Regions from separate parts of the Homo sapiens genome. Here region 1 is linked to region 2. A link is a loop called in an ENCODE intact Hi-C map of the cell type or tissue named here. Cell type or tissue: OCI-LY7. All regions are shown on one strand. Each heading gives the region's core, and the rest is flanking DNA. Links, peaks and the distances in the headings are about the cores only. Region 1 overlaps RAB44 (RAB44, member RAS oncogene family). Region 2 has its middle 13 kb from the start of PANDAR.

The links. Peaks named below come from ENCODE experiments on the same cell type or tissue, not always from the same donor. Only the 100,000 strongest peaks of a DNase experiment are listed, where the experiment ranks them.
Region 1: a loop joins it to region 2, with 7 times the contacts of the local background. A loop is called at or near these places in 4 of 110 quality-filtered maps.

The regions. Positions count from the first base shown.
Region 1 is chr6:36,717,955-36,722,334 of GRCh38, forward strand. It overlaps RAB44 (RAB44, member RAS oncogene family), which reads left to right. Exons shown (of 14, transcript NM_001257357.2): 6 at 74-164; 7 at 539-634; 8 at 2,409-2,596; 9 at 3,197-4,380. Among named protein-coding and RNA genes, the nearest start is that of RAB44, 22 kb to the left of the region's middle. RefSeq lists an enhancer at 2,153-2,332. In OCI-LY7, for the core only: no CTCF peak of the experiment used is centred there; DNase peaks (open chromatin) are centred at 1,887, 2,457 and 2,777; H3K4me3 peaks cover 837 bases; H3K27ac peaks cover 1,307 bases.
Region 2 is chr6:36,660,381-36,664,760 of GRCh38, forward strand. No RefSeq gene overlaps it. Among named protein-coding and RNA genes, the nearest start is that of PANDAR, 13 kb to the right of the region's middle. RefSeq lists enhancers at 698-817, 1,918-2,417, 2,411-2,490. In OCI-LY7, for the core only: no CTCF peak of the experiment used is centred there; DNase peaks (open chromatin) are centred at 2,111 and 2,601; H3K4me3 peaks cover 2,114 bases; H3K27ac peaks cover 1,779 bases.

The DNA.
Region 1 (4,380 bases), core at 241-4,240, 58 kb after region 2:
AGACTGCCCCTGCCAGCAGCAGGCTCCCAGAGGTGCTGATGGGCTGCCTGGCCCCAACTCCTGCTCCTCCCAGGCGTGACTCTGACCACCACCGCGAGGTCCAGCAGCTCTATGAGGAGATGGAGCAGCAGATCCGCCAGGAGAAGCAGCAGCTGCAGGCTGAGGTGGGCTCCCGCCGGCAGCCTGCCTCCTTCCCACTGCCCGGGACACCTCTGCTGGCTAAGGAATGGGGCCAGTGACTGGCCAGGGTGGGGAACAGGAGGCTGCTGTAGTGAATCCTCTCCCTGCCCTGAGCAGCTGGTGTTCCCCAGAGAGACGAGGTGGGGAGTGTCGAGCCTGGGCCCCCTTCCCATCTCTGCCAAGTCTCCTTGTTGCCACAATCTAGGCTGGAACTGGAGGAGTTGTCCTGAGAACCCTCCCTGCTGGGGCATCCTGGCCCAGGCACCCCAGGTGGTGGAGGTGGAGTGTGAGAAGGGCTGGCCTGCCTGGCTAGCTCTTAGAGTCTGCAGGGTGAGGGCTGAATCTACCTACTCCACAGAGCGACTCTCGGGGCCTGGCCCTCACCTCCCAGATGCAGGACGTCCTAGAGGCCAAGGAGCGCGAGGTGCAGCGACTAGCTGAGGGCCAGAGGGAGGTGAGTAATAGGGTTTCCCAGAAACCTACTTCCGAACAGGTCTTTAATATCTATGAACCTCAGTTTCCTATCAGAGACATGGAAATCAGAACTCCTGCCTTAGAAGGTACTGTGATGATTAGAGATACTACATGTGAGGGCCTGAGACAGTGCCTGGCACGTAGTAGGTGCTTTGTGCCTCAGTTGTTCCATCTCTGAAACTGACCTAGCTTCCTGCTTAGGGTCAGGTTACTTGCTGCTGCCCGGACACTGCAGGTCTTATAGCCTGTAGTCACTTCCAGGTGGCACTGTGGTTGAGTGTTTGGGTCTGAGACCCTGCCCCATTTTTTTTTTTTTGACACGGAATCATGCTGTCACCCAGGCTGGAGTGCAGTGGCGCAGTCTTGGCTCACTGCAAGCTCCGCCTCAGTTCACCTCAGGAGAATGGTTCACGCCATTCTCCTGCCTCAGCCTCCCGAGTAGCTGGGACTACAGGCGCCCATCACTGCGCCCAGCTAATTTTTTGTATTTTTAGTAGAGATGGGGTTTCACCGTGGTCTCAATCTCCTGACCTTGTGATCAGCGCCCCATTATCTCTTCCTTTCTCAACTTGAAGACCACTGACCTTGGTAAAATTGTGCTCTGCTGTAACCAGGACAAGAAGCATCCCTTCAGCCCGGGACAAGATTCCTCGAGCCGTCCTCACCACGGCCTGGGCTGGCCCTGTTACCAGGTTGATTTCCCAGGTGCCTCTGCTGCTGCTCCTTGGAAATCGAGGCAGGCCCCTCCTGCCAAGTGAAGAGATAGGGCTTTACACATGGGGCCATTTCGTCCTGTCCCCTGTGGATGTGAAGCTTCTCCCCTCCAATCATTTATTCCTTCACCCCACAGCTACTTATCCAGCACCAACTATGTGCCAGACACTGTTCCAGGTCCTGAGGATCATGACAGACACAAACCTCTGCCCACAGAGTTACCATCTAGTCAGGGAGACAGGTGACATAATAACATAGGAAATGGTGATCAGTGCTAAGGAGAATAAAGTAAAACAGGGAAGGGGGATAGAAGAGTCGTAGGAGTTGAAATCGTAGTCAAAGTAAGTTGAGAAGGGAGTCAAGGAAGGCCTGGCTGAGATGATGACATTGGAGCGAAGACCTGGAGAAGTGTGATATGTGGGGGAAGGGCATCCAGGCAGAGGGAACAGCAGGTGCGAAGGCCCTGAGCGGGCATGAGCTGTGGAAGTTCACAGAACAGTAAGCAGAGCTGTGGACTGGAACAGACTGAGGCAACAGCCATAGGAAAGGAGGTGAGGGTCATGAGGGGAGGTGAGGAGGCTGCAGGAGACTGTGCAGTGTCCCGGAGGCCATTGCAAGAGCTTTGCCTTTCCCTTCACTTGGCCAAGCAATGCTCCCTCTCTGGGTCATGAGATTTGCTGTTGGATCAGGAGCCCCCTGTAGACCAGACAGGCTCAGGGGCCAGCAGCCACTGTAGGGCGCTGAGTAGAGGAGGGTGGGATTTGGCTTGGGTGTGGGGCCTTTGTGGCGCTGGTGGTTTTTGTTTCTCACACAGTCTCCCTGCCCTCCCCACCCTAGGATTTCCAGTGCCCCTCCTAGATAGGAGCTAATGGAGCTAGTTAGGCCAAGGAGGGATAACCGCCCACCACTACTCTGATTTAAGCTGGGTCTCCAGGAGCCTGGACAGGGGGTGGGGGTCTGTGTCCCACAATGGCCTTGGGAGGCTTTTTGCGCCCTGGAGGGCATCTGGGCTTCTCTCCGCCTCACCCTCCACCCTGCAGCTGGAGGCCCAGCTCTCCCACCTCAGGAGCACACATCAGGAGGCTGCCTCAGAGAACCAGCAGCTGCAGGAGGCCAAGCGTGACCTGGCTGGGCGGCTGGAGGAGGTGCGGGGGCAGCTGCAGGTGACCAGGGGGCGCCTGGACGCCGCCAGGGGCCGGGTGTCCTGGCAGGTGGAGGAGAAACTGAGGCAAGTGGCTGCTATCCCTGGACTGGGGTGGACTCTAAGGGCCTCCTGGAACCAGTGGGGAACTCTGAGTTCTCTAAGGATCTAGCTAGCACACAGTGCACACATAGACTCCTTCCTTAAACCCCACCCTCTGCCAAGCTGGAACTATCACAACCATTTCTCAGATGAGGAAACTGGGGCACAAAAAAGGGAAACACCTGTGCCCAAGGCCACATGGCTAGAAGTAAAACATGCACATGTGTGCATGTACGTGTACACACATACACACACACATACACACACACACATGTCCTAGTGCAGTGCTAGATCCCTAGCAGGCACTCACTCTACTTGTTATAGCTCAGAGAAGTGGGATGGGCCAGAATGATCAAGGAAGGCTTCCTGGAGGAGGTGAGGCTTCATGTGGGTCTTGAGGATGGACAGGATTGGATGAGGAGGAGGAATGGGGAGCACATACCAGGTGAGAAAGATTGCCTGAGCAAGGACTGGGAGGAGACCTGGCCATGGGGAGAGCAAGGGATGGTGAGGGCTGCAGGTGGGATGGGTGTGACACCACCTACCTGCCCCTCCCCGATCTTTGCTTCCCTGCTTCATTTCCAGTTTTCCTGGAGCGGGTGAGAAGACCCCAGACCCTCAGGCTGCCTCCCCTGAGGAGGCCCCCCTGCCTGGGCTATTTGGGGACAACGATGACTGGGACCAGCTACTGAGCAACTTTGGCAGCCCTCCGCACGGAGCCCTGCAGCTCTGCTGGAGCCCGCCCCCGACCCCAAGAGCCACCTCAGGCCCCCAGACACCCCGTGTGGTCAGGCAGATCTCCATCTCGGAGCCACAGGCTTTTCTATTTGGTCAGGAGCCATCTTCAGATCCAGATGGGGCTCCAAGGACCCCACCTGGGGTGACTTTCAGCGCCAAGGACAATAAAGGAGTGGACCCACATGAGCAGGACATTAGAGCAGAGCAGCCTGTTGAACCGCACGACCCGGACCCCAACCAGGAGCCAGGGTCCACACCCGAGGGCCGCCTCCTCTGGGGTCTCTCAGGAAGCCTGGTGGCACCTGCATTCAAAGTGCTCATTCCTTTGGAGGATGGGCCCCCTCCCCCTGCGAACTCTCCCCCTCCCCAGGCCCCAGCTGGGTCCAGCAAACAGATCCAGGCCTCAGACCCAGATGACAAGGGCCCTGGGTCTTGGGCTCCTCCCAGCGGGGCTCAGCCTGGGGCTGGAGCAGGACCCCAGGAACCCACACAAACCCCTCCCACCATGACTGAGCGGGAAACCCAGCCCGGACCCTCACCCACAACTGCCCTCACAGGAGTGGGCCCAGCCAAGCCGCCCAGGCAGAGAGATGCCCTCCAGCAGGACCTGCATGCCACTGGCTCTGAGCCAAGACTGGGGACCCAGAGGGCTAGAGCCCTCACCCTGGGGCCAGCTGAGCCCTTCCAGGGCCTGGAATTTGTGGGTCCGGTGCCCACAGAGAGGCTGGAGCAGGGCCAGGCGGGCCCAGCGGTGCAGGAGGGCCTTCCTGAGGGGCTAAGAGAAGCTCATGGCCAGGTCCTTGGGCTGGGTGAGCTGTCTGCCTTCCCCCACCAGGAGCTGGAAGAGGAACCCAGGTCTGAGGAAGGAAAACAAGAGGGCAGAGGTGGGCAGGACCTCAGTTCAGAGCAGTCAGAGCAGTCGGTTGAGGCTCACGGCCTAGAAACTGCGCATTCGGAACTCCCCCAGCAAGACTCTCTGCTTGTTTCTCTCCCATCTGCCACACCACAGGCTCAGGTGGAAGCAGAAGGCC
Region 2 (4,380 bases), core at 309-4,308:
GACTACCATCTAGGTGGGCTGAGAGGATGAAACGAGGAAATACACCGACGACAGGAGCGACAATCTTTTTTTTTTAGACTGAGTTTCATTCTTGTTGCCCAGCTGGAGCGCAATGGCGCAATCTCAGCTCACTGCAACCTCTGCCTCCCAGGTTCAAGCGATTTTCCTGCCTCAGCCTCCCGAGTAGCTGGGATTACAGGCGCCCGCCACTACACCCAGCTACTTTTTTGTATTTTTAGTAGAGACGAGGTTTCACCATGTTGGCCAGGCTGGTCTTGAACTCCTGACCTCATGACTTACCCGCCTCGGCCTCCTATAGTTCTGGGATTACAGGCGTGAGCCACCGCGCCCGGCCTCATGTCTTCATTTTTATTCCCAATAGTTCCCTGCTTGGTTAGGAGTCACTATTAAGTAGTAAGAGGTAAACAGCGGCCGGAGCTCAGGAGGCAGGCAGCGACCTTAGCGTCGCCGCGGCGGGGTCCCCGAGCCCCTGCCTCCCCCTCGGTGGGCGTGGCCGCTTCCCAGAATGCCCCGCCTCCCGCGGCGCGCTAGCTCCGGCGCTGGACTCCCTCCAGGTCACACCGCCTGAGGTCACACCGTCTGGGCCCCAGCCGCGCCTCCGCCCTCAGCGTCTCGCTGCGCAACCCACACACGTGCGTAGCGTGCAGACTCGGACACCTCACGCCCGGCACAGATACACTAGCACTCACCTCCACACACAACACGCAAATGACACAAGTCTCTCTGAGCCCAACAAAGGCCACGCACCACTGCACACCCCGACATCTTGCTGGCGGCACACACAGCATGCGCAAAGCGTCGCACAAACGCATCTGCACGCAAATGACACACACATCTCAGCCTCCACACCAAACACAACTCACAATATATACACAACACTCAACTCTGCTCACCAATGACCTGAATATGTCCCTTGACACACCAAACACAGCACACACAATACACACATTAGTGCTTATACATGCACACACTACAAACACCTGCATTTAGGCAAGAGACTACACGAGTCACTAGCACCCACATAGCGAGTTTCACACCAGACACATATACACCACAGGCATTCTTCCCTCCTCACACGAACGACATGTACATTCCACACTACACCAAATACAAAACATACATTTACACCACTGGCATTCTTCCCTCCTCACACGAACGACATGTACATTCCACACTACACCAAATACAAAACATACATTTACACCACTACTGAAAAAACACATTCATTGCACACAAATGGCATGCGTACGAAGGTTACCCATATACGCTAAATCCAACACACTATATATACAAGCCCTAACGCATGCATGCATCTTACAAGCAACATGGACACATACATAGCAACGTAAACCCAGCACACAAATCCAAATGTGCCACCAGATCCACACTAAGCCCTCTATGCCAAACATGAATAATCACATGTGTAACCACACCTCAGCACACACTACTTATATGTACCACGCCAAACGAAATCACACCCACATCTGACCTACACACCCCTACGTACACCTAGAATGACCAACCGTCCCTGTGTGCCCAGGACTGGCTCGGTTTTAGCATTGAAAGTCCTGTGTCCTTGGAAGCCCCTCAATTCTGCGCTATCCCGAACAGTTAGTCACCCTATGCATTGTTTAGATGAATTATGCCTGGGACCTCAGTAAACACCAGTTATAAAACCTGAGCTGCTGCCAGGCGCAGTGGCTCATGCCTGTAATCCCAGCATTTTGGGAGGCTGAGGCGGGTGGATCACCCGAGGTCAGGACTTTGAGACCAGCCTGGCCAACATACTAAAACCTCATCTCTACCAAAAATACAAAAATTAGCTGGGCATGGTGGTGCAGGCCTGGAATCCCATCTACTCGGGGGGCTGAGGCAGGAGAATCGCTTGAACCTGGGAGGGGGAGGTTGCAGTGAGCCGAGATCGCACCATTGCACTCCAGCCTGGGCCACAGAACAGGACTCTGTCTCAAAAAACACAAAACCTGAGCTGCTGTGGGGGAATAGAGACGGAAGCTGCAGTGGCCCAGAGCTAAGGGAACCCAGGTGTGCCTCACTGAGCACCAAGACCCCCACCTCCTGTCTAGAAGGTGAAATGTGTTTCAGGGAGGAAACGCCTTAAGAACAATGAGGAGCTGTCAACACCTTCCAAAAAAAGGAAAGAAGCAGAGAGGCCTAACCACACCTGACTTAGGGGTTTTACCCTTGGCAAAGCACTTTTACTGAACTTATCTCATCTGATCCTTACAAAAACATGTGAGCATAGGTGCTGTTATGACAGCGATGCCGGAGAAGTCCAGGTCAGACAGATCAGGTCTGGGGGGAGTCGCATCCCCCTGCTTCCCCTACCCAGATTCCTCCTCTCTTGTCAGCTGTCTGCACAACCCCCTTTATTCCCCATCCTGGCTGAGACACCGTGGTTGGAATCAAGAAGCCACCCGTCTTGAGCTACCACCTTCAAAAGCCTTTCATTCCCTCCTAATGGGGCAAGGCGCCAAGGCTGCCCCACCCTAGGGGTGGATTAGGTCTCCGCCTCCCTGTTGGGGTTTAAGGTACATCAAAAGAGCTCCCTGCACCAAAATAGCACTTGCAAGCCCTGCCTGGTAGCCTGAAATGATACCAGGAGAGTCCCCTTTTAGATTAAGGCTTCGTACCTCAAAGACATGTTCAAAGTGCACCTGTGTCCCTGGGAAGGACTCCCACGCTGCAGCCTCCAGCACCTTCACTGGCATTGTCTTGCCTGTCACTCCGTGCATTGCAACAGACATTGCCTAATGCCAGCTTGCTGATGGAATTAGATTGTCTCTAGCAAGACCTGTGGGAATGGGGCACAGGATAGAATAGTTCTGAGCCTGGGTGAGGGAGGGTGTGAGAAGGGTCAGTGACTTAGCGAGGGGGAAACATGATAGAAGAGGTAGAGGGTGTTGAGAAGGATGGGACATGTCCTTGGCAGGAGTGGAGGAGACCCTGAGTCTAAGAAGGAAGGCAGAAGGATTACACGAGCTTTCCAGAGATGACAGGAAGTAAAAAAGGGCTGAGCGTATAGGATGAGCATATTCTGGGGAGTAGGGGTCTGTGCCTGAGGAGGGGGCTATTTGTGGGGGACATTCTGGTTTGTAGGCAATCACAGAGCACTCCTCTGTGGAAGCTGAAGGAAAAAAATGTCATGGCATGGGAAAATGTTTGTGATCTGTTGATGAGTGAAGAAAAAACAGAACATAGAGTAGGATCCCTATTTTGTAACAATAGCTGGAAAGACATCAAAACATTAGTGGTGCTTATCCCCGCTGTATCAAGGGTGACTTGCATTTCTTCGTGGAGCCTTTCTATAGTTTTCAGATTTTCTTCAATGAACTTGGAATATGATTTTTTTAATATCATGAAAAGGATTGTTTCAGAGGAGGATTCATTGATTATTTATTGAGTGCTTATTAAATTCTCCAGTGTTGACACCACATGTGATGTGGAGGCTGGAAGCCATAGTCATTGTTGCTCTTAGCTCTAGTCATGGCACAGAGGTACAGTTCAGTGCAGAAGGACATGGACTCTGGAACTAGACTGCCTGGTTTCAAATCCTTCTTCTGTACCTGTGTGGCCTGGGCAAATGGCTTGACCTTTCTGTGTTTTAGTTGCCTCATCTGTAAAATGGGGGTAATAACAGTACCTGTAAGGATTAGTTGAGCTGATACATGTGAACACTCAGAAGAGCAACTGGTATAAGATAATCACAACCTGAGTGTCAGTGGTTATTGTCATTAGTGGTTAAGAGCTTTGCCTCTGGAGCCAGCCTGTCTGGGTTCAAATCCTTGCTCTGTTTCTGTCTGGCTTGAGAAGTGGTTTCATCTCTATCTCTACCTCAGTTTCCTAATCTGTAAAATGGGGATAAAAGTAATGGTGCCTCATTCCTGAAATGAGTAATGGTGAAAATTAACCAAGTAACTATGGATCAAGTACTTAGAACCGGGCCTCTGTAAGTATGAACTACTTTCATTTTTATTATTACTCTTTCTTTTTTTTTTTTTTTTGATGCAGAGTCTTGCTCTGTCGCCCAGACTGGAGTGTAGTGGCACGATCCCAGCTCACTGCAACCTCTGCCTCCGGAGTCCAAGCGATTGTCCTGTCTCAGCCTCCCGAGTAGCTGGGATTACAGGTGCCCACCACTACGCCCAGCTAGTTTTTGTATTTTTAGTAGAGACAGGGTTTCGCCTTGTTGGCCAGGCTGGTCTTGGACTCCTGACCTCAAGTGATCCGCCTGCCTCGGCCTCCCAAAGTGGTGGGATTACAGGCGTGAGCCACCACGCCCAGCCTATTACTCTTGGTGGAGGCAGAGAATGAGGGTGAGGAATCACACAGCACCCTGTA